Linked DNA regions of Mus musculus: all the other regions are linked to region 1. The links are chromatin loops, found by intact Hi-C in ENCODE. Cell type or tissue: heart. All regions are shown on one strand. Region 1 holds the start of Atp7a (ATPase, Cu++ transporting, alpha polypeptide). Region 2 overlaps Atp7a (ATPase, Cu++ transporting, alpha polypeptide). Region 3 overlaps Atp7a (ATPase, Cu++ transporting, alpha polypeptide). Region 4 has its middle 22 kb from the start of Tlr13. Region 5 has its middle 16 kb from the start of Pgk1. Region 6 holds the start of Pgk1 (phosphoglycerate kinase 1). Region 7 overlaps Atp7a (ATPase, Cu++ transporting, alpha polypeptide).

Region 1 (4,000 bases):
GGTTCCCCCATCAAATGATTTATTTAGTTTTTTAATTTTTTAGTTCCATGACAATTGTATTGAGGGAAAATGTGTCCCAAGTGGCCAAATGTATGTGAATAGTGATGTTCTTTTAGTTCAACACCAATCATTTTGCACCTATAACTCAGTTTGCTGATATTTGGGAGCCCACTTATAAGTTGCCTTAGTTTCTTTTTAAAATGTAATTTTAAGACTTCACTCTCTCTGTTCCCACATGTTCCCAGCTGGCCTTTCTTCCTGTCTTTCTCACCACCCCCCTTTCACTGCCTCTACCCCTCTTCTAAGTCCTTCCTTCCACCACAATAAATCTTTATACTAGAAAAAAAAATTTAAATTATGTGCACATGTGGCTGTAAGTGACCTCAGTTCAGAAGAAGGTGCTAGGCGCCCCCCTTACAGGAGGGCATGGAGTTACAGTTGTTGTGAACGACCCATTATTGTACTGAGAATTCTGGAGTTTTGGTTTTTTTTAGTCAACACAGAAATATAGGAATGTGTTTTAGTTTTAATCCCAGACGTGGGATATGGAACTGCTTCGCAGTATCCACAGCAGCTGTGCATGATTTGCCTGGCACTCTAGCAGAAGCATGGTTTTGCCAGCTGCAGATAGTTTCTGTGATTGTGTGACATTTGGCATTCTGGGTATATAAATGCTAGTGCCCCGATAGATTGGTTTGTGGTTGGTAGTCTTTCAGGAGGTTTGGTTTTGGTTTGTTAGTGGTTGTGCTCACAGAAGAAATAAGAAAGAAATTGGTTCCAGGGATCTCTCTCTCTCTCCCCTCCTATCCTTTCTCTCCTATCTAGTGATAGGTGGTGAAACAGGGATTGGGGAGTTGGGGGGATGATAAAGGATGGGAAATCGAAGAGCCCACAAAGTAACAACCCAGCTACACATTATCACACTGTGAATTCAGGGATCTGAACTTGGGTCTGTATGTGCTCTTAGCCATTGAGCCATCGCTCCAGTCCATTTTTATTTATTTTACATGTATTTATTTGTGGGTGTGCTCTATGTACTATCCCAAGCGTAAAGACCAGAGGACAATTTGCGACAATTTGTGGGAGTCCTCTCCCTCCACCAGGGATGGAACTCAGGTCAGCAGATTTGGTGGTAAACATCTTCCTGCAGGGGATTAAACTCAAGGAACTGCCAACCCCGTTGAATGATGTCGTTATGTTTTATTTGAGAAAATCGTGTGTGTGTGTGTGTGTGTGTGTGTGTGTGCACGCGCGTGTGTGTACTACATCATTTATGTGGGTTTAGAGCTCAGTTTACAGCAGCAGTCTATCATTTGGGTAGATTTATTTTTTTTGTGTATGGATGTTTTGTTTGCATGGACATCTGTGCACAAGTAGGCAGTGCCTTAGAAGGCCAGAAGAGGGCATCGATTCCCTGGACCAGCTGTTGTGAGCTGCTTTGCATGGTCTGGAAGAGGAGTTATTAATGCTCTTAAATATTGAGCTATCTCTTCAGCCTGGAGAAAGTTTTCTTTGAGACAGGCTCTTACTCTATATCCCAGTATGGCTAGGAACTCTAGGCTGGTTTCAATTCATCTTCTTGCCTTCCTTTCAAGTGCTAGGATTACAGGAACAAGCCACCCCGCCAAACCACAATGCCATTTTTCATCAGAGGGATGAGGGGGAAGTTCCTGGTTCTGATTTTTCCTGTCTGGAGTTAGTTTAGTAAGTAAAGACGGTTTGCCAGGTCTATGATATTTTATGCTGGCAAGGACAATCTATGGGTGGTTTATGGCAAGCCCTCACTATTCAAGTACTTTCCCTCCGTTTTGTTGCGTTTGTCTTAGGCACTGGGGTTGGGAGCCTAGGCGACTGCAAGCGCCTAACTTTACATCTTGGCTGAGAATGCATGCGTGCACCAGGGGGCGCAAGGAGCTCCCGGCGCGTGCTCCCTTTCACGTGACGTGGACCATTTCCCTAGTCGGCCCAGCTTCCGGGCCCTGGCATCGCCCGGAAGTGGGGGCCTCGGAGGAGGGCGGGGCGACTTTGTGGGCTGGGAAAGCCGTCGAGGGAGGAGCTGCCGCTGCCTGCGCCTAGACTCTTCTGTGTGTGCGAGCGCGGAGGCTGCGTGCTGGTCAATCGCTGCCGCCCTGCGCCCTGCGGAGCTCCAGAGCTCGAACCCCAGCCCTGGAAACCCAGGTGAGTCCCAGAGCGGCTTCCCATCGGCGACTTCACTCTTTTGTCAGTTGTCTGTACGATCTAGGATGGTGAGAAGGTCACCACTTTAAGCTGGGGCAATCTCCAAACTCCTTCACAACTCACATATTTAACCACACTTAGGCTTTACCCTCTCAACCAGGGCAGAGAAAGGAGGCTGGGACCTGACCTGTGCCACTTTTTTTTTTTTTTTTTTGTACTCTCCTGGAAGAGAGTATTTTGATCATCTGTGGCCTGTGCTAATTGTGGACACGAGAAGGTCTGAACCGCGCACTGGACTTCTTGTGGACTGGGATCTTTGATTAATGACATCTCTTTCTACTTTAGAAAATGAGGTTCCGAAGACCACCATCACTGATTAAATATTTTTCTAAAACTGGGTATTTGGCTTCTTGTCACGCTCTGGGAGCATAAACTAAACGGAGGCTCGTTACCCCTTTTTGTTCTTTGTGCTCCATTTCCAGTAAAGTTACAGCCATCCCTGTCCCACCCTGCGCCGCTTTTCTGAGGCTCTTCCTCTGCCCCTTTCTCCTCCTTTCTCCCTCTTTTAAGTGCTGGGGGTTGAATTCAGTGCCTCCCACATGCTGGATTGTATCTTCCTTTTGACTCTTTTTGTTGTAGATGCTGAGGTTATTTTAAACTCGGACAACACTCATGCTTTTACAAGCCAATATTTTCCTAGGGTCTGAACTTTGTTTTAATTATAGCCTCATTACTTAGTAATACGGCTTTGTATTGAGACAGTGTGTGCAGAACATTGAATTAGGTGTGATATTGAAGTGAGAGAGATGGGGTGATGTCAAATTAAGACAGTTCCTGGACTCAAAAGAGTTTGCAATCAACTGAATCGAATTTGGTCAGGAAGACTGTGGGTTCTAGCAAATAATTGAATAAACAACCTAGATTGTTTCTACTATCCTTCTTAAAGAAAGATTATTTTGAAGAGAGAGGTTTTAGTTTTTTTTTTTTAATTTTCAAACTTTCTTGTATCTATGGTAGTGAAGGTTTTGTTGTTGTACCTGAGTGTCCCACAATGAAGTAGGAAAAGAAAAGAACACACAGTCATTTAAAATCTCAGTAACATATATTACAACCAGGAAGTGTTATAAAGTTGTATGGAAAGAAGCACTAGAGCTGTGTCTGGAACAGTGAACAGGACTTAGCTCTGTAGGGGTGGAGGAATGGGGGGATAGTCCAGGCACAGAAATACTGGTGAGGGCACTGTACATACACGTCTCTATTTCTAATAAACACGCCTTTCAAGATTTCAAGAGGGAACAAAAAGAGTAAGGTCTGCGGAGGTAGTTTGGTGGTAGAGTTTACCCTTCCATGAGCAAGGCCCTGGATTCTATCCCTGACACCTTGAAATAAAATCAAAACATAAAAGAAGTCATGAAGGATAGTCATATAGAACTGTTAACCCACCAAAAGCCTACATGTAGAAAAAAATGGGAATGATAAACGCAGTTAATGTATGAGGCTTAATGGGAATATAACCTGCAATGTAAAAGACACTAAAGTAAGTAGGTAGCGGTCCTGTGTGGGAGCATGCCTTGCTGCCCCCTTGTTGTGTTTTTTTTGTTGAGCCTCAATCAGTTTTTAATTCTGATTGACTATTGTGTCTTAGTTTAAAAAAAAAAAAGGCAACTGGGTGTGGTGGTATCTACCTTTGATCCCAGCAGTGAGGAGGCAGAGGCTGGTAGATCTCTTGAGTGCAAAGCCAGCCTGGTCTACAGAGTGAGTTCCAGGACAGCCAGGGCTACACAGAGAAACCCTGTCTCAAAAAACCAAAAAAAAAAAAAAA
Region 2 (4,000 bases), 65 kb after region 1:
GCCATTTTTTGTTGTGTGCTGTTTCTTATCTTCCTGGCAGTCATAGCTATAGCTGGCCTAGAGAAGTAGAAATTATTAACCAAAGTTTGAATCTGAAACAGCATTTCTTTTTGTAGTGAACTTATTTACATTATAAAGAAGTTATGTTGCACCTTTTGAGGTTAATATGAGATAGTAAAACTTGAGAATTTTTAAATGACTGTCATTTGACAATACTATGATGTGTATATTGGTATAGTTTTAGATTCTTGACTATATTTACAATGACTTCCCAAGTGTATAAATTCCTTTCTCTTAGAAAGGGAATTGGTGTTTTGTTTTGTTTTGTTTTGTTTTGTTTTTTTCAGACAGGATCTCATGTAGACCAGGCTGGCCTCAAATGCTTTATGTAGCCAAAGATAGTCATGAACTCCTGATTCTCCTACTTTTACCTCCTAAGTGCTAGGGTCACAGGCCACTGTGATCTTTTTTATGGGATGCTGGGGATGAAACACAGGGTCTCATGTTCTAGGCAAGCAGTCTCCCAACTGAGCTACAGCCCAGCCCAGGGTTTTTTTTTTTTTTTTTTTTTTTAGTTTCTAAAAGTGTTTTCTTTCTTCAATATAGAAATTTGTCTCATTATATTATATAGATCTTATTTGGATCCTAGTTTAAGAATATGGTTTTAGATGTGAAAATGATGTTTACGTGGTGTGTGATTGAACATCACTCATATTAAGCAAATGTTCTACGATTTTGAGTTTGTAAGAAGTCTATCTTTTGGAGATGCATATTTAAAAATTTGCACACAGAGTGATAAGATGTTTGGGATTTGCTTCAACATCATCTGGGTAGAGGGAAGTAGACTCAGTAAGAATTTAGATAAATAAGACGCAGTTGCTGTGGCCATTTGGGAGGCAGGAAGGTAGCTTGTATCTAGGAGTTCTTTGTTAGCCTGAGTAACAGCAAGATTCTGTCTCTTAGAAAAAAATATAAAAAGATGAGCCAAATATAGTGGTGCATATCTTAAATCCTAGCACCCGGGACACAAAGGCAAGCAGAGTTCTCTGTGAGTTCTACTTCAAGGCCGGCCTCAATTGCTTAGCAGTTTCTAGGCCAGTTAAGGCTGCATAGTGAGCCCCTGCCTTAAACACAAACAGCTGAGTCAGATGTTGTTGATAATAATTGTTTAAGCTTAGTGAAGGCACGTGAAGATGGTAATATTGCCCCTTTTACAAATACATAATTAAATTTTTGTATAATAAGTTTAAGGTATTAAGGCCACTTTTTAAAACAGTTTTTAAATTGTTTGGGTTTAAGACTTGTATAAAAAGTTGATTAGTAAATTTTGGCAACTTCTCTTTCATACTTTTGCAGTTAAATGAAAAATATGAAAAGTAGTTTTAGCATTATTCTTTTTTTTATAAAGCCTATAACCTACTTTGTTTTTCTTACCAATGTTCCCAGGAATATATTCTGTACTTGTTGCCCTAATGGCTGGCAAGGCAGAAGTAAGATATAACCCAGCTGTTATCCAACCCCGAGTGATAGCAGAGTTTATTCGAGAGCTTGGATTTGGAGCTATGGTGATGGAAAACGCTGGGGAAGGCAACGGCATCTTGGAACTTGTTGTAAGTAAGAACTTTTGTATGTTTACTAAACTTCCAACAGAAACTTGGAGAGGCCTGCACAGAAAACTTGGAAAATTGGGTATATGAAGGAAACATGAAGATAAGGTACTCTTCAAGCATAAAATGGAAGTATTATCTTTTTAAAGACTAAAAAGGGGGTGGGGTTTGCAAGATGGCTCATGCAGTAAAGGTGCTTGCTGATAAGTTTAGGCTTTTGTGACCCTCAGGGTGAAGTAGAGACTGACTCCGGAAAGCCATCCTCTGAACACCACATGTACATAAATGCACTAAAAAGAGTGGGGTGTGGTGGTTCATGCTCATAATCTCAGCATTTGGGAGGCAGAGACAGGATTCCTGGGAGTTTGAGGCCATCGTGGAGTACATAGGGAAACACACTCTTAAGGAAAGGGAAGGGAGGGGAATAAAAGACAAAGATAAAACTGTGTACTCCAGTGTAAAGAAGAGAAATTGAACCTGATGGGTTTAAAGAAAACAGAGGATACAAAAAGTAGGTAGGGAAGAGGGTGTGGAATATAAGAAGAGTTGTGGAAGAGAGGGTTAATATGTTCAAATATGTTGTATAAATTCTCAAAGAACTAATGGGTTAAAAATAAAGTGTATTTATTTTTTCTTGAAAATAGTCATTTTCATACTATATATTCTGATTATGGTTTCCCTCCCTCATTTCCTTCCAGAGCCTCCCCACTCTTCCAGCTCCTTTCTCTCTCTTAAGAAAACAGACAGGCACCCAAAGCTCCCTGGTCTCTGCTCTGACAGAGTTTGTTCCATCTGTGCACCCTTAGGAAGTTGCCTGTGATTACACTGAGCCGGGAAATTCCCCGTACCTGCACTGGGTGCACTGGTCACAGAATCAGTGTCAGATTCTGGCGCAGCCCTATGGCAACAAGCCCTGTTCTTGCCTCAGCTCCCTCCTCTGCTAATACCCTCTGGCATCCACGTGCTGACTGAGCCCCCAATAAATCTCTCCTGCTCTCAGCAGGGGGAGAGGGGGCTGGGGTAGCGGGGAGGGGGAAGAAAACAGACAGGCAAATAGAAAAGATAGACAAACAAGGACAAAGCAAAATGAACAAACTAACAAAAAAGAAACTAAGAAAGCACATGAGAAAGGCATACACGTGCTCACAGACAGACACACAGACATACACACACACAAACCATCAAATCGGAAACCATAATATACTGGAAAAAAAAAGCAGTAAGGTTAAAAAAAAATGGCCAAACAAAGCAATCTGAGACAACCAACGTCCAAAACTACTTTTGAGTTAATTTTGTGTTGGCCATCTACTGGTAGGCCTGGGGTCTGTACTTAAGTGGGATTTATATTCAGCAAGACTTAGAGAAACTCGTTTTTCCTTTGGGAATGATTATTAATTGGGGATAGCGTTCTGGTTGGGACTGAGAGCTTGTGGCTACTTTCCTGAAATAACGACACCATTACTCGCTAAGAACTGTTTTACAGGAAGGAGGCTTTTTGCACTCATTGAACTACATTCTTGCATGGGATATTTCCAAGAATTATCTACAGGAGAAATGATAAGCTTTCTAGAATCCAGGTTCTGAATAGACTCTTTGTTCGGGGAGAGCTAGTGGCCACACAGTTGCTTTTCTCCATGGTTCACTCCCACAGAGCCTAGAGGAAAGGAACGGAATGCAATTGGTAGGACACAGCTGGCTGGTTTTTTATCAAGAATCACCTTACTTGGTTTTGAATAAATGCTTCCTGGAAAAACAAATTGATTAAGACAGTCTTTTTTAAAAAAATTTTTTTTCTTTTATGGAGGAATTTGAGAGGTATTTACTTATCTTTTTGGTTTACTTAAAGTATTTTTATTTACGCATCTGTGTGTGAAGAGGATGTCAGATTCTTTGGAGCAGGACTTACAGGCAATTGTGAGTCAACCCACTTGGTCCCCTGTAAGAACAGCAAGTACTCTTTAACTCCTGAGCCATCTCTCTAGCCCTTATTTACTTCAAATATTTTAGATGGGCTGGACAGATAAATGGCTTAACAGCTAATTTATGTGCACACTTGGCTCTTGGAAGCCAGAAAAGAACGAGCTTTGTGTTCACCTAGAGAAGCTGCTTCAGTCATCTCAGGAAATAAACTAGAGCAATTAAGGCAGATATCGAACTTCAGCCTCTTGCCCCCCCCCCCACACTCGTGCATATGGGTGCACACACATACAAATCCCCACACATGAACATATACATGTACACAACCGAAAATAGAATTCTTTTTTTCTTTGTTAAATTTTATCAAGATAAGATATAACTCATACACTACATAATCCATTCACTGAAAATATGCCATGCCATGGGCTTTAGTATATGCCTAGTTTAGTCCAGTTATCTTCAGAACCAATTCTGGA
Region 3 (4,000 bases), 60 kb after region 1:
ACCCTCCAAGAAGCTATCGATGACATGGGCTTTGATGCTCTTCTCCACAATGCTAACCCCCTCCCTGTCTTAACCAATACCGTGTTCCTGACTGTTACTGCTCCACTGACTCTGCCTTGGGACCATATCCAAAGTACATTGCTCAAGACCAAGGGTGTGACTGGTGTTAAGATTTCCCCTCAGCAAAGAAGTGCAGTAGTCACCATAATTCCATCTGTGGTGAGTGCCAGTCAGATTGTGGAGCTGGTCCCAGACCTCAGTTTAGACATGGGAACTCAGGAGAAAAAGTCAGGAGCTTGTGAAGAGCACAGCACGCCTCAGGCAGGGGAAGTCATGCTGAAGATGAAAGTGGAAGGGATGACCTGCCATTCATGTACTAGCACCATTGAAGGAAAAGTTGGAAAGCTGCAAGGTGTTCAGCGCATTAAAGGTAATTTTTTTTTTGCTCATTTTATAAAGCTATTCTTTGTTTTGATCTTTAAACTTTCTGCTTTCTTCCCAAGTATGAGTTTCAGATCCGTGGGCCTAGAATTGCTTCCTGCTTCATTGAAGTTAGAAGTGTAGCATAGTCCCAGGATTAATGTCAGTAAAGTTAATGATTATAATGAAAGGTTATGAGAGTTGAACTTCAGTTTAGCAGGAAAGGCACTGTGGTAGTGATTTGTGGAGTTTAGGCTTCCTGAACAGGCTGCCTTAGGCATATTTTATCTCTAATATATTTGTACTGGAGTGATGCAGAAACATGGAGACCATAGGAGCAGTGGTCATGTTGCTTGTTTCCAAAGTATGTCAATCCCATTTTCTGAAAAGCACAACAACATCTAAGGAAAAGCATTGAGAAGAGTGAGAAAGAGCGATTGACTCTGAAGGGGACCAGGAATAACTAACTTGAATATGTTTCTGTTTTATAATTAGTGTCCCTAGACAACCAAGAAGCTACTATTGTTTTTCAACCTCATCTCATCACAGCAGAGGAAATAAAGAAGCAGATTGAAGCCGTGGGTTTCCCAGCCTTCATAAAAAAGCAGCCGAAGTACCTCAAATTGGGAGCCATTGATGTTGAGCGCCTGAAGAACACACCGGTCAAATCTTCAGAAGGATCTCAGCAAAAGAGCCCATCATATCCCAGTGACTCCACAACCATGTTCACCATAGAGGGCATGCATTGTAAATCGTGTGTGTCCAATATTGAAAGTGCTTTATCTACACTCCAGTATGTAAGCAGTATAGTAGTTTCTTTAGAGAATAGGTCAGCCATTGTAAAGTACAATGCAAGCTTAGTCACTCCAGAAATGCTGAGAAAGGCAATAGAGGCCATTTCACCGGGGCAATACAGAGTTAGTATTGCAAGTGAAGTTGAAAGTACCGCCAGCTCTCCCTCCAGCTCATCTCTTCAGAAGATGCCTTTGAACATAGTTAGCCAGCCTCTGACCCAAGAAGCTGTGATAAACATAAATGGCATGACTTGTAATTCTTGTGTGCAGTCTATAGAGGGTGTAATATCAAAAAAGCCAGGTGTAAAATCCATCCACGTGTCCCTCGCAAACAGCACAGGGACTATTGAATTTGATCCTCTACTAACCTCTCCAGAAACCTTGCGAGAAGCAATTGAAGACATGGGATTTGATGCTGCCTTGCCAGGTAATCATCACTGTTTCTTTGATATCTTTAACATTTTTTCTGTTCCTATTTTGTTTCTTCATTTGGCTTTTAGCATCAAGAAATGATTCACAGTCACTGAAGTTTCACCTTTTTTGTGATAGGTTTTACTATGTAGCCCTTGCTGTTATAAATCTCACTATATTGACCAGACAGTCCTTGGACTCACAGAGATGGCACCTGTCTCTACCCATTTAATGTTGAGATTAAAGACATGCACTACCATACCTGACTGAAATTCCACTTCTTACAGAGGAGTCCTTTGGCAATAGTTACGAGTGTGTAAAAAATGCCTAAGGATATCATGAACCTAAAAACTTTTTTTTTTTTTTTTTTTTTTTTTTTGGTTTTTCGAGACAGGGTTTCTCTGTATAGCCCTGACTGTCTAGGAACTCACTCTGTATACCAGGTTGGCCTTGAACCCAGAACCTAAAAACTTAAAGGCACAATTGGGCGTGGTAATGCATGCACTCATGAGAAAGGGGGAGGCAGATCTCTGAGTTTGAGGACAGCCTGGTCTACAAAGTAAGTTCCAGGTAGCCAGAACTTCACAGAGAAACCCTGTCTTGAAAAACAAACAAACAAACAAACAAACAACAAAAACCCCACACTTGGGGGCTGGTGAGATGGCTCAGTGGGTAAGAGCACCTGACTGCTCTTCCGAAGGTCCGGAGTTCAAATCCCAGCAACCACATGGTGGCTCACAACCATCTGTAACGAGATCTGACTCCCTCTTCTGGAGTGTCTGAAGACAGCTACAATGTACTTACATATAATAAATAAATAAATCTTTAAAAAAAACCCCACACTTAAAAGCAGACCAATATGGTGGTTACGGTTTTGTACATTTTGTATATACATTATACATAAAGCTATGTGAGAAGGCTAGAGAGATAGCTCAATGGTTAACAGTATTTGTTATAATTATTCTATTTTGTTATCAGTTGTTGAACACTTATTATGCCTCATTAGTTAATTAAACTGTATCATATGTGTGTGTGTGTGTGTGTGTGTGTGTGTGTGTAGGTGTGTATACACATACAAATACACATACATATATGTATACATATACACATAGGTGACAGCACTATTGATATTTTCATGCACCCACTAAAAAGTATCTCCTGTAGATAAAGGAAGATTCCCTTGATGCCAGGGTACAAATTGTCAGCATGATAAGGCTAGTTAAATACAAGCACAAGAACTGTCTAGTAACTGGTTATTTTCTACTCGGGGTTGGGTTTGGAGATAATAGCTAGAAGAATCTGACATAACTAAATTTTTTGTACTCACTTGAGTCAGATTTTCTTGGGACCCCCCTGAGGTGGACAGTAAAGAAATTCAAAGTCAGTGTTGGGAATGGGTAATAACAATATATTTGTTGAGAGCTTTTAGGACCTTGCTGATTTTATAGAAATGCATTGGCAGGCCTAGAGGTGTGGCTGTGACTTTTGACAAGGTGTAAGCTAGAGAATAAATGAAAAGAACCTTTCTCTCTCCAGCAGACATGAAAGAGCCACTGGTAGTGATAGCTCAGCCCTCACTGGAAACACCTCTTTTGCCCTCAAGTAATGAGCTAGAAAATGTGATGACGTCAGTTCAGAACAAGTGTTACATACAGGTCTCTGGGATGACCTGTGCTTCTTGTGTAGCAAACATTGAACGCAATTTAAGACGAGAAGAAGGTAAGTGTTGTTATTTTTATGTCCCTTATTTCCAGATTCTGTCCAATCTGTGTTTTATGGCCATGCTTTGAAGTCTTTCCAAGGCTTCCTTCCCAAAGATCATCCTTGATGAACAATACATCCCTGAATTTCTGGAAGTTTTTAATTAGTGTTATTTCTTTTACAATCCCATTTTAGTGCCAGTGAAATCTACTAAAAAGTTTATAGCAGAAGGAAATACATAGCATTACTATTATGAGCCATGGCTATAATAGCCTTTAAGAAACTAAATTTTTTGTTAAAGCTGTTTTAAAAAGTGATAATGAATAAGTTAGGTATTGTCTTATCTAGATTAAACAGCAGAGCCAAACCATATTTGTGTAGAATTATATTGTCTCCTCTAGCAGTTTGACCTCTGATCTTTCCTTGTAAGATCCAAGTTGCCTAGTACTGTGTATTTTAACTTCAGGTTACAAAATCTTTGAAAATCAACACCACTGTTTTTCTGTAGTTGCTCAAATGTTTTAGTCTATAAATTTATATACATTTTATAGGTATATCAATAATATAGCATAGTACCTTAGTTAACCGTATAAATATATGATTATGTTTAATGAGACCAAAGTCTTAAGTTTGGTACTTAGGCTGCCCTAACCCTAGATGCCTTGATGATAGAT
Region 4 (4,000 bases), 140 kb after region 1:
TTTGCTATCCTAGGTTTTTTGTTATTCCAGATGAATTTGCAAATTGCTCCTTCTAATTCGTTGAAGAATTGAGTTGGAATTTTGATGGGGATTGCATTGAATCTGTAGATTGCTTTTGGCAAGATGGCCATTTTTACAATGTTGATCCTGCCAATCCATGAGCATGGGAGATCTTTCCATCTTCTGAGATCTTCTTTAATTTCTTTCTTCAGAGATTTGAAGTTTTTAGTGAGATGGCATTTTTATGAAGTTTATTTTGCCCAAGTAGGTTGGCTGATATCTTCTGCAACTCTTACTGCTCTGCTAATCTATCAAGAAGTTTTTCTCCAAAACCTGATAGATCTAATACAATCACTCTCCCTAGCTCTTGTGCTCTGAATTAGAGGAAAAATTGACTTATGGAGTCTCATGCAGAAACTATAATGGAAACTTCACATGGATTCCAGTAAAAAGACCAGTTCATGTTGTTTCTAGTACCAGTACTATATCTTTGGACTGGTGTTGTGTTTTGAAGTTTCAGAACCCTTCTCAACTGAATGTTCTTAAAGTTGAACAGGGCATTAGCCAATGGGTCCACATCATCTTACTGACAACAGGTATTTTGTACAAAAGTGCTACAAATTCCTGTTGTATGTGACACCTTAGGAACCTAAAATCAGATCAGCTTAGAGAGGACAGTGCTGTCTATTTCAGACTGTTTTCCCAGAAATAGCTTTCACCTAAGTTGCTGACTTACTTCCAGTTTCTCCCCTTATCTACAAGATTCTAGGGGCAGCTTGTTGAGGAAGAGACTTGAAGAAGACATTTTTTTAAATCTGGGATAACAGGCATGTACTTCAAGATGCCCTAGTCAACACCCCCTCCCCCCCAAATAAATGGTATCGTAATGAACTCCAGTCCTTTCTACTACTTACTAAAAAAAAAAAAGAAAAGAAAAGAAAAAAGAAAAAAAAAAGAAAAAAGGAAAAAGAAAGAAAATCCTCTCCCCTTTTTTGAACTGAGTTCTTGTTATGTAGCTCATATTGGCTTGAAACTCAAGATCTTATTGTGGCCTCATTTTTCTAAGATTACAGGCATGCACCACTATGTACAACTTAGTTTCTACTATTTTTATACATAGAGAAAAAATTGGGGACAGTGTCCCATTTTTTTTTTTAACCATGTTAGTCACCAACAATGTACCCATTGTCCAAACTGGAGCTTGGGAGCCTGAGCCTCTGCAGCTTCTGAGCAGTGCTGGGCACTGTAGTTTTGCTGAAACCAGCCACTCCCACTCCTTCCTGATCGTCTGTCAACTCTCTGGGGGCGGAGTAGCTCTTGAGTAATGGAAGGGACGTGCAAGCCTGTGTTCCTCTCCTGGTCTTGGGCAATCTTCACCTGTCTGGTTGATCTGGTCACTGCACGACTGCTCTCTCCACCCCAGGGTTGCATCCATCCCTTTCTGCCCTCCCTGCATGCCAGGCAGAAGAGGAGTTCAAATCATCTCGGTAGGCATAAGAACAAATTATTTTGGATTGAGAGGACATTGTTGTCTTCTCATTCTTACTGATTCATTCACAGCAGGAAAAACAAAACATAGACTAAGATGTAACATAACTAACATGACACATTTATTTTACTGAAACTAGCTTATCTCACATAACATCAAAAAGACTAAGATCATCGAATAGCACACTGGTCAATGGGCCAAGAGTCCTTGAAACTATGTAACACGAGAGTTCCAATGCTGGGAAGATGATGATAGCTGAGGGCTAATAGGAAAGTACACTTAGGTGCATAGGGGTCGAGCCTTTCTTGACAGAAAAGGTAAATAGTTAACTACAAGAACTGACTTCGTTTTGGAGAGCTTTTGAAATAGGCAAATTCTAGGAAACAGAATGAACGGTATGTTTGTTCTTGTACTGGAGAGATTGGGGGACTCTGTGTAAACTGGAAATGTTGCTGAGCATGGTGGCACGTGCCTTTAATCTCAACCCTCTAGAAGGAGAGGCTGACATATTTCTGTGAGTTCAAGGCCTGGCTGGAATACACAGTGAGCTTAAGGTTTTTCAGAATTTCAAGATTAGAGATCTTGAAAGCATCCAACCAAGTATAAGGACCTTCATGGTTTGGGGCCTTGTGTGAGGACATGGGTTATGTGTTCATGAAGGAGGTCTTTCTTGTTACTATGAGCTACAATATCAGCTTTGCCCACACAAGATAAGTTTCTACAGAGAAAACCAGTGGGCATATGCCTAAAGTGTCTATGAATCAGTTCAGTCAAGGGGTGGACACTTGCTGCAACAAAATGATCCTGCACCTTCGAGGTAGTCTGAGAAGTGGAGTGGAGAAATGGTTTCTCTTTCATAAGGCAAGGGTTTGGTTCCCAGAAGCCACATGCTGCCTCATAGCTATCTATAACTCCAGTTTCATGGAATCTGGCCTCCTCTTCTGGCCTCTGAGGACATTGCACTCACAGAGTATACAGACATACATTCAGGTAAAACCCATACATATAAAATAAAAATAAAGTCTTACTCAATAAAAAGAAATATGAGGGCAATCAAGATGGCTCAGCAGGCAAAAGTATTTTCCCTCAAAAATGTGATGACTTCTGTTTGATTTTTTTTTCTCTGTATAGCCCCTGGCTGTCCTGGAACTCACTTTGTAGACCAGGCTGGCCTCGAACTCAGAAATCTGCCTGCCTCTGCCTCCCGAGTGCTGGGATTAAAGGCATGCGCCACTACGCCCGGCTTTGTGTTTGATTCCTGGAGCCCACATAAAGATGTAAGGAGAGAACGGACTCTATAATGTCTCTCTCTGCGTCTCTGTCTGTGTCTCCTTCGCATACAATAATGATGAAGACGATGATGAATTTAATGAATGAAGCACTGTTTGTTGCCATCACTAATAAAATGTGCTGCTGTCTCTCTTGTTTATGGTTTGGAATGGGTGGTATTGTAGATCAAGGCATCCTCAACTTCACAGGGACCTGCATTACGTATTCTTATATGTTAAATAGTAACTAGCAGCCGGGCAGTGGTGGCACACGCCTTTAATCCCAGCACTTGGGAGGCAGAGGCAGGTGGATTTCTGAGTTCGAGGCCAGCCTGGTCTACAGAGTGAGTTCCAGGACAGCCAAAGCTATACAGAGAAACCCTGTCTCGAAAAACAAAAACAAAAACAAAAAATAGTAACTAGCCAGGACACAGGGAAAATTCATTTCCTAGACTAAATTACTAGAGCTCCAAGCACTTTTTAATTTTTAATGAAAGCATTGAGCTCTATTTTAAAAAGCAGATTTGAAAGTTATTATTATATAATTTTTCTTCAAACAAATCTGAAGTAGAAAGGGTTAAATCATAATAAAAATATAAAAATAAAAACTCTTAGTCCCAAAGGGGATAAGAACTCCACATGAAGACCAACAGAGTCAATTAAACTGGACCCTTGGGGGATCCCAGACACTGAAGCACCAACCAAAGAGCATACATGGGTTGGACCTAGTGCCCCTACACGTATGTAAACAGATGTGAACTTGATCTTCATGTGGGTCCACCAACAATTGGAGCAGAGACCATCTGTGACTTGGACTCTGTTGCCTGCCTGTGGATCCCATTCCTCTACCTGGCCTCAGTGGGAGAGGATGTGCCATGCCCTGCAGAGGCTTGATGTTGGATACCTGGTGTTTGGGGGAGGGTGTTTCTTCCCCTCTCAGAGGGGAAAAGGAGTAAAAATGGAGAGGGACTGTGTGAGGGGAGAGTGGGAAGGGAGGCAACCATTGTGATGAATAAGTAAATTAATTAATGAAAAACATCCTCCTGCTACTAAAGATAGAAATATATTAAGCTTTAATTTATTTTGAAGAACTGAAATGTTCTTCCCTATGAATACTGAAAGGAGGGGCAGATAGAGACTTCTCCATTGGGAAGTGAATCTGTGGCCTACCTGAGTGGCTTTCATGCTTTTCCAAACCTCAGTTTCATGCTAGTTTTGCATTTGTTTAAAGTGGGTAATGCTT
Region 5 (4,000 bases), 140 kb after region 1:
TTGTTTCATCACAGGGCCAAAGTCACTGGAATCAAACAACCAGGGACTGAAGCCTCTGAAATGGTGAGCCAAAGCTAATTCTTCCTTCTTTAAGACGCTTTTCCTCAGGGAGTTTGTCACAGCAATCAAAGGTTCATTGACTTAAGGTCTAACTATGGAACACCCTCAAATCACACGTTAACAAGTATGTAGTAAAAAGTAATGACACAGCACAGCACCAGGTTCTGGGTGGGTGTCAAGGTTTGCTAACCTCTTTTTCAAGAAATTTGCTATCTAATTAGAAAAAAAAAAAACATATTTGATGGTTAATAATGGCTGTCAACTTGATAGATTTAGAATCACCTAGGAGACAAACTCCCGGGGAGGCTTCTGGCAATTTGTAGTTGGGGGTCCATTGTGGTGGGAATGGGATGGTAGCTAGGCTGCATACAAAAGAGAAAGCGAGCTGAGCAGAAGTGTTCATTTCCTTCTGCTCCCGGACTGCTGGTGCAGTGTTGCACTCTACCACTGTGCCTTTTCCACTATAATGGACTCTATTCAAACTGTGAGCCAAAATAGATCCTTAGGCCGCCTTTGCCAGGTAGATTATCAAGGTGATGATTGCAGCAATTAATACAACATCTCTCTCTGTATAAAATGATAATTACAATGTCATGTGATACATGGCTCAAGGATCAAATCAATGATACACAATGTGCTGAATCAAAAAGAAAGATGGCCAGAAGCCAAATCCCTTCCATTAGCACAGAAATTGATACCCAGATGACCAGGACTTGGGGCTTGTATTTTTTTCTCAGTAAATAATTCTGATATTAAAGTTCCCTAAACTTCATGTGTCTTATCTATTAAAATGGCATCCCTGAAACAGCATCTTCTAAAGTGTTGTAAGGATTAACTGAACTAACACATAGCAGGGATCAGTGGCACTTCTGTCCGAGAAACACTAGCTAAGAAACCCATCTTCTTCATGACAGAAGGAACTGGCATGGAAGGAGCACCATGTTTGATGTTGGCATTATTAAAGAGAAGCCACTATAAATACAATGGCTACCAGCTTAGTCCATCTTGTTATTAGCTAAGTCTGAAGATGCACAAGGGCCATAAAGACAAACCTGGAGCATTTTCTCCAAAGAGCACAGTATTTGATTATATATTACTATACTGGACATAAAACCTAGGGCCTCAATTGACCAATGGGTTATATCCACAGCTCTCTTTTGACTTCTCTTTTTGAGACAAGTTCTCACTAATTTCCTCCTGCTTGCCTTGAACCCCCTCTTCATCCCAGACAGGCCTTGAACTAAATGGAGTCATCCAGTATCAGCCTCCTAAGTAGCTGGGATTGCAGGCATATACCAACAGAGCCAGATCAAAGGTTGCAATTTTCCAGCATCGAAAGCTTTGTAAATACTAACAGCTCTTCAGCAGGGCATGGTGGCATGTTCCTGCACTCCTAAATACTTAAGATGCTTAAAGCAGGAAGATTAAGGTCTCAGCCAGCCTGGGCAACACAGTATGGCCTTGGCTACACTTCAAAAATCCTTTGCAGTTTTTGAAATGCCAAGTCTAGAGATTGGGACTGTAGTTTTAGCTAGAAGAGTGCTGTTTTAACAGGGTTGGAATCCTGGGTTTAAACCTCAGTATCACACAAAGTGGGTGTTGTTGTGGATGTGTCTGTAATCTCGGCATTCAGGAGGTGGAATCAGATGGGTTTGGTGTTGAAGGTCAGCTTTGGCTGCTCAATGAGTTCTAGACTAGCAGAGAACACGAGATGCTGTTACAAAAGGAGAAAGGAGGAAAGATAAGGAGGGAAGAGAGGGAGGGAGAAAGAGAAATGCCCAATCTAATTTCTGGAATCTAAATTTTCTACAGCCTGAAGATGCACAAGGGCCAAACATGCTGCTTTGAGAAAGAAGATTCTGATTTTAGGGTATGAAGGATGAAAATAAGCTATTTAACGAGGATCTGGGTAGAGTGAGGCACACCTGTAATTCTAGGTCTTGGAAAATGGACGCAAGAGAACAGGCAGTTCAAGACCATTCTCAGCTACATAGTGAGTTAAAGGGCAGCCTGGGACACAGATTTTGCCTCAAAAGAAATAAAAATGCAGGGAGAATGTGAACGGGAAGGAAGTTCCTCTTCATCTCCTGTATAGCACCTCCACCTGCTGGTCATCCGAGGAATAACCAACCAAGCAATGCTGGAGCAGGCACCAAGTAGAACCCTCGACAGCCTATTGGGCCCCATTGTTCTTTCTTAATGAGCCGCCTAAGCACTCCACTGTTATCAGATAAGCAGGTAACAACACAGTGTGTATCAATTTCTTGTGTCCACTATAACGAATTATTACGAACACAGTGACTTAAAGCAACAGACATGTATTCTTCACAGTCCTAGAGGTCAGAAATCCCAAAGTGTGTGTGTGTGGGGGGGTGGGGGAGGGGGGTGCTTGAGTGTGCGTGAGCCAGAGTTCCGTGTTAATGTCTTCCTTGGTAGATCCTCCGGTCATCATGTTTTGAGACAGGGCTTCTCGTTGGCCTTGGAACTCGCTGCTTTGACTAGATTGGCTGGCTAGCAAGTCCCAGGGATCGTCCTGTTTCTGGCTCCCGAGCCCTGAGATTATACATTCTGGTTGCCACATTCGGCTTTTCTGTGGGTGCTGGAGATTAAACTCAGGTCCTCGACTTTGAAGAACAAGCGTTTTACACATTTAGCCATCTCCCCAACCTCGTTCACTCCATTTTTATTACTCTTTAATTTATTAATAATTAATATATAGGACTGACCTGCCGGACAGTGTGTGCGGAGTGGATGGCACACAGAGTGCTAAGTTTTGTGTTTGGATTTGAGGGTAGAAAAGGAAAAGGGAGGGGTGTGCTGCCAGGCAGTGGAGGGCAGGAAGTGGCGCTGCAAGGGAGCGCTCCCACAGGTGTGCCTGTGAGTGCATTGCTGGTGCCTAAGGAGGACAAAAGGGCGTCAGAACTCTTTTTTTTTCCTTTCTTTTTTTCTTTTCTTTTCTTTTTTTTTTTTTTTTTTTGGTTTTTCGAGACAGGGTTTCTCTGTGTAGCCTTGGCTGTCCTGGAACTCACTTTGTAGACCAGGTTGGCCTCGAACTCAGAAATCCGCCTGCCTCTGCCTCCCAATTGCTGGGATTAAAGGCATGCGCCACCACGCCCGGCTTGCGTCAGAAATCTTGACGCTGGAGTAAAGAGCATTTATGCAGCAAGCTCTCTTAACTTCAGAGCCACCTCTCCAGCCATAAAGCTATTTCTTTTTAAATTTTTTAAAAAATGTCTTAAAAAAAAAAGATTTGTATATTTATGTGAATACACTGTCTCTGCCTTCAGACACACCAGAAGAGGGCGTCAGATCCCATTACAGATGGTTGTGAGCCACCATGTGGTTGCTGGGCCTGACCTTTTATTTATTTATTTTTTTTGTAATGGTGAAAACTTGGAGATCATAATAATGTTAAATATGCTAAAATAATTTACAATATGTCCATAGAGTAGGGTGCTATATAAGTCTCATCAATGAGAATATCAAGTATGTATTTATCAAAATGGAAAGAAGTGCCAGTGTACTGTAAGTTGAAAACTGATCAAGTTATAAAATAATGTTAAGGGCCGGGCGAGGTGGCACACGCCTTTAATCCCAGCACTTGGGAGGCAGAAGCAGGTGGATTTCTGAGTTCGAGGCCAGCCTGGTCTACAGAGTGAGTTCCAGGACAGCCAGAGCTACACAGAGAAATCCTGTCTCAAAAAATCAAAAAAAAAAAAAAAAAGTATTGAATCCAGTGTAATGGGGCTGGTGAGATGGCTCAGTGGGTAAGAGCACCGGACTGTTCTTCCGAAGGTCCAGAGTTCAAATCCCAGCAACCACATGGTGGCTCACAACCATCTGTAACAAGATCTGATGCCCTCTTCTGGAGTGTCTGAAGACAGCTACAGTGTACTTACATATAATAAATAAATAAATAAATAAATAAATCTTAAAAAAA
Region 6 (4,000 bases), 160 kb after region 1:
GCCTCACGTGTATAATTGTAGATTTTTCTATTTTTCAGGTTTTTCTGTTGTCTCATTGTTGGCTGCTTTTCTTTGTCATTTTAGGCCAGTAGTGGAAAAAGCTTCCCAATCTTTATAATCTTCAGTGTTCTTGTGTTTAAGATATAATACTTACTTCATAAAGTTCTTTTCTTTTCTTTTCTTTCTTTCTTTCTTTTTTTTTTTTTTTTTTTTTTTTTTTTGGTTTTCAAGACAGGGTTTCTCTGTATAGCCCTGCCTGTCCTGGAACTCACTCTGTAGACCAGGCTGGCCTCAAAGTCAGAAATCCACCTGCCTCTGCCTCTCAAGTGCTGGGATTAAAGGCGTGCGCCACCATGCCCGGCTATAAAGTTCTTATGCAGAGTAGTGAGTCATGTATATTCAGCCCTCACCAGTGCCTGGCAAACAGCAAGTGCTTAATAACTGGGAAGAATCATTAAGTTAGGGAGTCACACTCTATGTTTGCATAGTTTCCCCTTTGACAGTCAATATTGTAGTTCTACCTTATCTAAGGACAGTTTGACTCATTACAATGATAACTGAGCCAGAATGGAATGCTACTAAATGGTAGGAAGTCCAGAGAATCATTTGGAAATAACTTCCAGGAGTTGTTTCCCAGTAAGGTTGAAAAGGAAGAAAAGTTGGAAAGGATTGGCAAAAACAAATGTTTATCTTAAACACAGACATACATGCAGGCAAAAAACCCCACACGCAAGGATAAACACAAATTAAAAGGTAGTTATATGTAGAGATCTGTAGCTGGCATTAGGGCATTCAGTTCAGTATTGCTGGCACTACGGAGTCTCCTTCAGAACCTGGGCAGGTAGGATGCTTTCATGCGCCCAGAGACCTTGCCATCCACCGTGGAAAAGAATCTCACCAGGATTCAGAGTGGAGAGTTAGCTTGTTAATAAAACAGAAAGACAAAATGTAGGGTCAGTGAGATCAGTTAGCAGGGAAAGGTGCAGACCTCAAAATTTATGGCTTTTTTTTCGTGTGTGTGTGTGTGTGTGTGTGTGTGTGTGTGTGTGTGTGTGTACTTAAATATGTAAGGACAGCCTTCTCAGTCTGTGTAAAGTCGCTTGTATGTATCCGATTTCAGACTGCACTACTGCTATTGGATAACCATGGGGGCTCTCAGCATTCCTGCAGTCCTTTGTCTCTTCCATGTCACGTGGCTCCTGTTACCCAGTTCTTTTTCCGTCCTCTGTTCTCTTAAAACTGTTTCCCTTTCCTGGACCTGTCTCTCCTCTCCATGTATATGCTTATATAAAAAGCTGCATAGGATAGAAAACACATGGTATTGTCTTTCTGAGTTACTTCACATAATATAGTAACTTCCAGAGGTGCTTTGGCCAGTCACTCCTGGATATCTGCCAGTGAGAGAGGTGGAAAGAAAAAACCAGGAGAGTGAACAAGGGCTTCCATTTCTCATGTGCCCTTCAATTTCCTAACTAGTTGTCCTGTCTCAGACCGTCAGGCAAGCACTTTACCACTGAGCACCGTCCTTAGCCCAAATGAGTGTCAGTAGAGATTTAAAGTTTTGTTTTTGTTTTTAAACAGTGCTGGAGATTGGATCCACGGCCTCTGGCCCGCATTTTACCACTGAGCTACACTCCCAAAGCAGTCGAAATCACAGTGGCCCAGGATTGAAATGATCACTTAGATGCTTTGCAGTCTTGATAAGACACTAAATCTTTGTCTATCAGTTACTTCATCTTTAATAACAGAACGTACTTAGGAATTTTATGAGCATTGTTAGTTAGCATGACACATGCTATATGTATTCGTCATTATGAATAATGTAACCACAGCAATTACATTGTACTTTTTATTATAAAAGGGGGGAGGGGAAGGCCTGGTCCTTTTTTAACTTCTGAGAGGTTTCGATTACTAAGTAAGACCTTATGTAGACTTCCATTTGGGAGCTGAGAAAGCAGAGGATTCCAAAAGGGGATGACATTTGCAAAGGTCTAGAAAAGGCGCCTGGGAATTCTACCGGGTAGGGGAGGCGCTTTTCCCAAGGCAGTCTGGAGCATGCGCTTTAGCAGCCCCGCTGGGCACTTGGCGCTACACAAGTGGCCTCTGGCCTCGCACACATTCCACATCCACCGGTAGGCGCCAACCGGCTCCGTTCTTTGGTGGCCCCTTCGCGCCACCTTCTACTCCTCCCCTAGTCAGGAAGTTCCCCCCCGCCCCGCAGCTCGCGTCGTGCAGGACGTGACAAATGGAAGTAGCACGTCTCACTAGTCTCGTGCAGATGGACAGCACCGCTGAGCAATGGAAGCGGGTAGGCCTTTGGGGCAGCGGCCAATAGCAGCTTTGCTCCTTCGCTTTCTGGGCTCAGAGGCTGGGAAGGGGTGGGTCCGGGGGCGGGCTCAGGGGCGGGCTCAGGGGCGGGGCGGGCGCCCGAAGGTCCTCCGGAGGCCCGGCATTCTGCACGCTTCAAAAGCGCACGTCTGCCGCGCTGTTCTCCTCTTCCTCATCTCCGGGCCTTTCGACCTCACGGTGTTGCCAAAATGTCGCTTTCCAACAAGCTGACTTTGGACAAGCTGGACGTGAAGGGGAAGCGGGTCGTGATGAGGTAATTCCGTACTGCTGCCCTCAAGCCCTCGGGGCCACATTCTCTCTGGCCGTGGCAAGCACGGTTTTCCCATCACCTTAAGTTGCACTTATTTTTCAGCTGGGTCTTGGGGGTCCTGGGTTTGGAGGTTAAGGCTGTTCCTCTCACCTCATTGGGGCGGAGACTGTGTCTGAGTTTGCTTTTCTGCGTCCTAACTGCTTCTAGCTTAAAAAGCGACCAAATGTGTCCTTTAGGGAGTTGATCCCACTGATAAAGGGCTCAGATTCTCAGGACTCAATCTTTTTCCCATTTCTGAAGTGCAGTTTCATCTCTTGTAGCGAGAATGGACGTAGTACTTATCCTGCAAATCTCTAGGCCCCTGCTGAGGGACCTTGAAAGGTCATTTAGCTAGTTTCCCTTCCCCCAAGATTCTTGGACCATCCGTGACGAATCCGAAACCGCCCACGTTTCATTGGTCCTGGTACAAATGATTTCTTTCCCAAAAGATGTTGCTCAAAGTCCTCTCGAGTGGAGGTCCCTCTCCCCAAAGAATTGTGGGTGGGAGGGTGAGGCCCACTGGATGAAGCTCTGTATGGCTTATATAACAGGCCTCTGCTGCCCTACCTTGCGGTTGGACTCCTGGCCCTGGGGTTTGCATCAGGATTGTGACACATGCAGGGTGTGGCCGCCGGGAGTTGGAGGCCTGTAACCTCACTCGAGAGGTGGCTAGAGAAGCAGGATGTCAGAACTGAGGAAGGCTCCCACGCACGTGGCACATGTGGGTCCCAGGTCACTGACTTAACTTGGCTTCTCCCTTACCTGAAAGAATTACTAGGGTGTATGCGTCTTCTCCTTTTTGCCTTTCATAATGTATACTTTTTTTTTTTTGCCAGGAGTCAAGGATGATGGTTAGATACATAACTGATGGGCCTGGTTGTTCATGTAACAACTATAGGACCCAAGGATGGGAATTTTTAAGGGCCATTGATGGTCGCAGTGACTGACTACTCTGCCTGCTTGACCTTCTTTGGAAGTGGATGACTGATTGGCAGTAATCCTGGTCCCTTTGAAGATTTGGGCCAGTTCAAGTGAGGGCATCCTTTAGATACTAACACATGTAAGGGAACAGAGGTTCTCTGGCTTCTGTACAGGCACTTATTTTATCGTAGCCAATATTGGTAGGTGGCCTTCTCTTCCTGGGCTGATATCCAGAACCAACCCACTGTATTATGTTCATGCAAAACACTTAATGTTACCCCAAATGGGATAGAATAATCAGGATGGAGCAGAAATCCCAGCCACCCTAATCATAGATAAAGGGCAGGTTCTAGCTAACTTTTCATTCTGTTCTAAGGACAAAAGATTCATCCTGTGAGGGAGACAGGCACTACTGGCTTGAGGCTGACCTTTTCAGATGCA
Region 7 (4,000 bases), 51 kb after region 1:
ATGATATAGGTTCTCTTTGTGTAGCCAAGGCAGGGTTTGAGCTTGCCTCAGTCTCCTAAGGGCAGGGATTGCAAATATATGCTACTACGACGCCCACGGTCATGGTTTGTACAGTTTGCAAAAGCAATTTTAACAGTCTTTTAATAGACTACTGTCCTTTCCACTTCCTCTCTCCCTCTTAACAAAGGCTCCCTTTGTGTTGAATGGCTGGAGTATATATGAACGTTTGGATGATCTGAGGCTGGGCTGGTCGAGTTGGAGATATACTGAGCTAAGGTTACTAGGCTATTTGGCTTTGGGTGGTTGGTCCTTGGTTAGATCTTTTTAGTGAGGCTTTCATTAGGAATTATGGTATAGGAATGACTCCCTATCTGTTGTGCTGCCTCCCCAAGGATCTTAGCATGTAGATGCTAGGCCTGATAGAAAACTATAATTTTACATAAATTTATATCATTGTATATAACTATTTTTATAAAAAAATAAAGAATAGAATTACCTTAGAGAGTATATAAGATTAGTCACTGCACAAGGGATTATGAAACGCCCTGAAATCTTATAACTTATGTATGAAAGAAACTCAGGACTTTCCTCCAACTTGCCAGCAGCTATGAAAACTGAATGTTTAATTGTAATGCTGGAAAGGATCTTTCAAACAATGGCTGAACAAATATTCTAGGACTAGTGATGCTTAGGGATAGATACAGCATTCTGTCACCAGCATTATAGAACAGACAGTCTGCAGGAAAAATGGAATTATTTTATAAAATCATCAAGACCAAATAACTATAGTTGAAAGTATAGGTAAAGAAACTTAGTTATAGAGATGTTTCAGATATCATTAATTAAAATGTTAGTTTTATGGAAGTTTGTGACATCTTTTTCTGTGTTTACCAGACTGTCACTATGTAGCCTTGGATGTTCTGGAACTCTCAGTATAGTCTAGCCTCCAAGTCTTAGAGAACCACTGGCTTCTTTATTTCTAGTGCTAGGTACCACCATACCTGACTAAACCTTTATCTCTGGAAAGTTTATAATTTGTGTTCTTTCTCTCACTCACTCCCTTGCTCTCTCACTCACTCTCACACACATGTAGTAAAAAAAAAGATTTAAAAGAAGTTTGTAATTTGTAGTTTATTTGCATGTACGTGTGTGACAGGCTTGCTGTTTGGCTCAGGCTGGCCTTCAACTCTTTGTTTGTTTGTTTGTTTTTTATTAGGTATTTATTTCATTTACATTTCCAATGCTATCCCAAAATTCCCCCACACGCTCCCCCACCCACCCACTCCCACTTCTTGGCCCTGGCGTTCCCCGATACTGAGGCATATAAAGTTTGCACGACCAATGGGCCTCTCTTTCCACTGATGGCCAACTAGGCCATCTTCTGATACATATGCAGCTAGAGACAGGAGCTCTTGGGGGGGGGGGTACTGGGTATTTCATATTGTTGTTCCACCTATAGGGTTGCAGATCCCTTTAGCTCCTTGGTTACTTTCTCTAGCTCCTCCACTGGAGGCCCTGTGATCCATCCAATAGCTGACTGTGAGCTTCCACTTCTGTGTTTGCTAGGCCCCTGCATAGTCTCACAAGAGACAGCTATATCTGGGTCCTTTCAGCAAAATCTTGCTAGTGTATGCAATGGTGTCAGCGTTTGGAGGCTGATTATGGGATGGATCCTCGGATATGGCATCTCTAGATGGTCCATCCTTTTGTCACAGCTCCAAACTGTGTCTCTGTAACTCCTTCCATGGGTGTTTTGTTCCCAATTCTAAGAAGGGGCAAAGTGTCATGACATAGTACTACCAGAGGATCCCTCAATACCTCTCCTGGGCGTATATCCAGAAGATGTTTCAACCAGTAAGGAGACATGCTCCACTATGTTCATAGCAGCCTTATTTATAATAGCCAGAAGCTGGAAAGAACCCAGATGCCCCTCAACAGAAATGGATATAGAAAATGTAGTACATTTACAGTACAATGGAGTACTACTCAGCTATTGAAAAGAATGAATTTATGAAATTCCTAGGCAAATGGATGGACCTGGAGGGCATCATCCTGAGTGAGGTAACCCAATCACAAAAGAACTCACACAATATGTACTCACTGATAGGTGGATATTAGCCCAGAAACTTAGAATACTCAAGATATAAGATACAATTTGCTAAACACATGAAACTCAAGAAGAATGAAGACCAAAGTGTGGACACACTTGGCCTTCAACTCTGGATCCCTCTACTTGCGAGTGTTGGAATTACAGGCTTGTACCTCAATGGCCCAGTGTAACTTGTAATTTTTGTTTTATATTCAGACTACTTATTTTTGTATAGAATTTTGCTATTTGTAGTTTTATGGGTTTTTTTCCTTATAGAGGTGCCTCCAATTGTTTGTCTCAGAGGCCCTCAAAAGTGGATTCATTTCTTCTACGCACCATTTATAAAATGGTGTCTGCCTTTGTCCAGACATAATTTATAGTCAGAATGTAGTTCAATATGGAAATACACAAATCCTGATCACTTTTCAAAGAATTTAAAGGTTTAAATTTTCTGGATCATAACTTGTGAGGTTATATATACCATGTTGTTGGTGTCTTTATGTGTAAATGATGCAGGCCCTTACACATGCAAGACAAACACTCTAGCACTGACCTATATCTACAGCTTCTGGGAAGCCAATTTTAAAAGCAGGGTTGGGAGAACAAAATTCGGACTAAGTCAAGGAGTCCTTGCTAGTGTTTGGAATGAGGTAATAAAGCTGTGATGTTGAAATGAGTGAGGCTACTCTATTGAATCATACAGCAGTGGAAGACATTGAAGCTTTAATTCAAAGAGAGTGGAGAGCCAGGAAGTCTCTAAATCGGAAATAAATGGAATATCATTATTTACCTTTTTAGCTTTAGCGTTTAAATTCATTCTGGGAATTTTGTCTGAAATTATATTGTTATTGAGTATAATATCTCTGCTTGTCCTGCTAGAGCTATCACAGTAGACTTTAAAGGGATTAACCTGAAGTTTAATTGAATCACCCCAGTGGTCTGCTCTAAGGAAACATAACATGGGCCGATAATGTGAAGATCTTTCTCTGCGATTGTTTGGCCTTTTTGAAGTGGGAATGTAATCAAATTTTCTTAGATACAAGAATTGAATGGCTGCAAAGGTTAATGCCTTATTAACCTGGAACTTAGCGCGCTAACTTTTGGAGTTTGTTCCCCCTTTATTCTCTTTATATAGAGTAGCCCTTAACAGTGACCCCGGGGATCTGGGGAGATGGCTCAGTGCGTACAGTGTTTGCTGCACAAGCAAGAGAAACAGAGGACCAGAGTTTGGGTCCCTTGCACCCATGTAAATCCCAGGTGGGCGTAAAATGAAGTGGCGAGTGCTTGAGGACAGCGGTGGTGGACGCTGCCATCCACACATGAGTACATGTACCTGCAAGCATGTGCTCTCACAAATGGGAACACATAAATACATATGCATTACACACCATGCACATACTGGAGAAGGATCTGCAAGTGCTAGCAGTTAGAAAAGTCCTCCTGTGGTTCAATAAACGCATTCCTTGTTCCTCTTAGGATTACTTAAGGTTTTTGTTAAAAGGGAGCACGCACACTGGTTGTTTTTCAAACTGATGCCCTCTTACCAACACTGTATATATTAGGATAAACCAACATTCTGATTATTATAAATATTAGTGAATAGGAACTGTAGAACTTACTGTTCTTGGAGAGGACCAGAGTTCAGTTCCCAGCACCCATATGTTAGCTCATAACTGTCTGTAACTCCAAGTTCAGAAAATTTGATGCCCTCTTCTGGACTCTGTGGACATCAAGCATGCATATGGAGCACACACAATGCCAGGCTTACAGTCACATAAATAAAAACAAAGAAATCTTAAAAAATATTGATCAGTAATCATGCGTCCACAAAGACATTGTCAGTTATTCAAAGACACTTAGGTTCGGAACTCTAGTCCAAAAATCAAAGAAAGCTCAATTCCAAGGTAAAAC

What was found. Hi-C counts contacts between places; a loop is a spot of excess contacts. Peaks named below come from ENCODE experiments on the same cell type or tissue, not always from the same donor. Only the 100,000 strongest peaks of a DNase experiment are listed, where the experiment ranks them.
Region 2: it touches region 1 in a loop (3-fold over the local background); 14 of 42 quality-filtered maps call a loop at or near these places.
Region 3: it touches region 1 in a loop (3-fold over the local background); 6 of 42 quality-filtered maps call a loop at or near these places.
Region 4: it touches region 1 in a loop (11-fold over the local background); 39 of 42 quality-filtered maps call a loop at or near these places.
Region 5: a loop joins it to region 1, with 11 times the contacts of the local background. A loop is called at or near these places in 39 of 42 quality-filtered maps.
Region 6: a loop joins it to region 1, with 4 times the contacts of the local background. A loop is called at or near these places in 21 of 42 quality-filtered maps.
Region 7: a loop joins it to region 1, with 3 times the contacts of the local background. A loop is called at or near these places in 3 of 42 quality-filtered maps.

The regions. Positions count from the first base shown.
Region 1 is chrX:106,025,202-106,029,201 of GRCm38, forward strand. It overlaps Atp7a (ATPase, Cu++ transporting, alpha polypeptide), which reads left to right and starts at 2,023. Exons shown (of 23, transcript NM_009726.5): 1 at 2,023-2,178. In heart, CTCF peaks have their summits at 1,379 (motif pointing right) and 1,905 (motif pointing right); a DNase peak (open chromatin) is centred at 2,010; H3K4me3 peaks cover 2,487 bases; H3K27ac peaks cover 1,065 bases.
Region 2 is chrX:106,090,638-106,094,637 of GRCm38, forward strand. It overlaps Atp7a (ATPase, Cu++ transporting, alpha polypeptide), which reads left to right. Exons shown (of 23, transcript NM_009726.5): 6 at 1,447-1,610. Among named protein-coding and RNA genes, the nearest start is that of Tlr13, 51 kb to the right of the region's middle. In heart, no CTCF peak of the experiment used is centred here; no DNase peak of the experiment used is centred here; H3K27ac peaks cover 255 bases.
Region 3 is chrX:106,085,174-106,089,173 of GRCm38, forward strand. It overlaps Atp7a (ATPase, Cu++ transporting, alpha polypeptide), which reads left to right. Exons shown (of 23, transcript NM_009726.5): 3 at 1-430; 4 at 916-1,641; 5 at 3,165-3,344. Among named protein-coding and RNA genes, the nearest start is that of Tlr13, 56 kb to the right of the region's middle. In heart, no CTCF peak of the experiment used is centred here; no DNase peak of the experiment used is centred here.
Region 4 is chrX:106,162,889-106,166,888 of GRCm38, forward strand. No RefSeq gene overlaps it. Among named protein-coding and RNA genes, the nearest start is that of Tlr13, 22 kb to the left of the region's middle. In heart, a CTCF peak has its summit at 2,430; no DNase peak of the experiment used is centred here.
Region 5 is chrX:106,169,102-106,173,101 of GRCm38, forward strand. No RefSeq gene overlaps it. Among named protein-coding and RNA genes, the nearest start is that of Pgk1, 16 kb to the right of the region's middle. In heart, a CTCF peak has its summit at 2,181 (motif pointing left); a DNase peak (open chromatin) is centred at 2,180; H3K4me3 peaks cover 754 bases; H3K27ac peaks cover 663 bases.
Region 6 is chrX:106,184,714-106,188,713 of GRCm38, forward strand. Pgk1 (phosphoglycerate kinase 1) reads left to right here and starts at 2,387. Exons shown (of 11, transcript NM_008828.3): 1 at 2,387-2,602. The coding sequence starts at 2,538. In heart, a CTCF peak has its summit at 2,129; DNase peaks (open chromatin) are centred at 2,228 and 3,198; H3K4me3 peaks cover 2,492 bases; H3K27ac peaks cover 3,315 bases.
Region 7 is chrX:106,075,818-106,079,817 of GRCm38, forward strand. All of the region lies in intron 2 of Atp7a (ATPase, Cu++ transporting, alpha polypeptide), which reads left to right. Among named protein-coding and RNA genes, the nearest start is that of Atp7a, 51 kb to the left of the region's middle. In heart, a CTCF peak has its summit at 2,236; no DNase peak of the experiment used is centred here.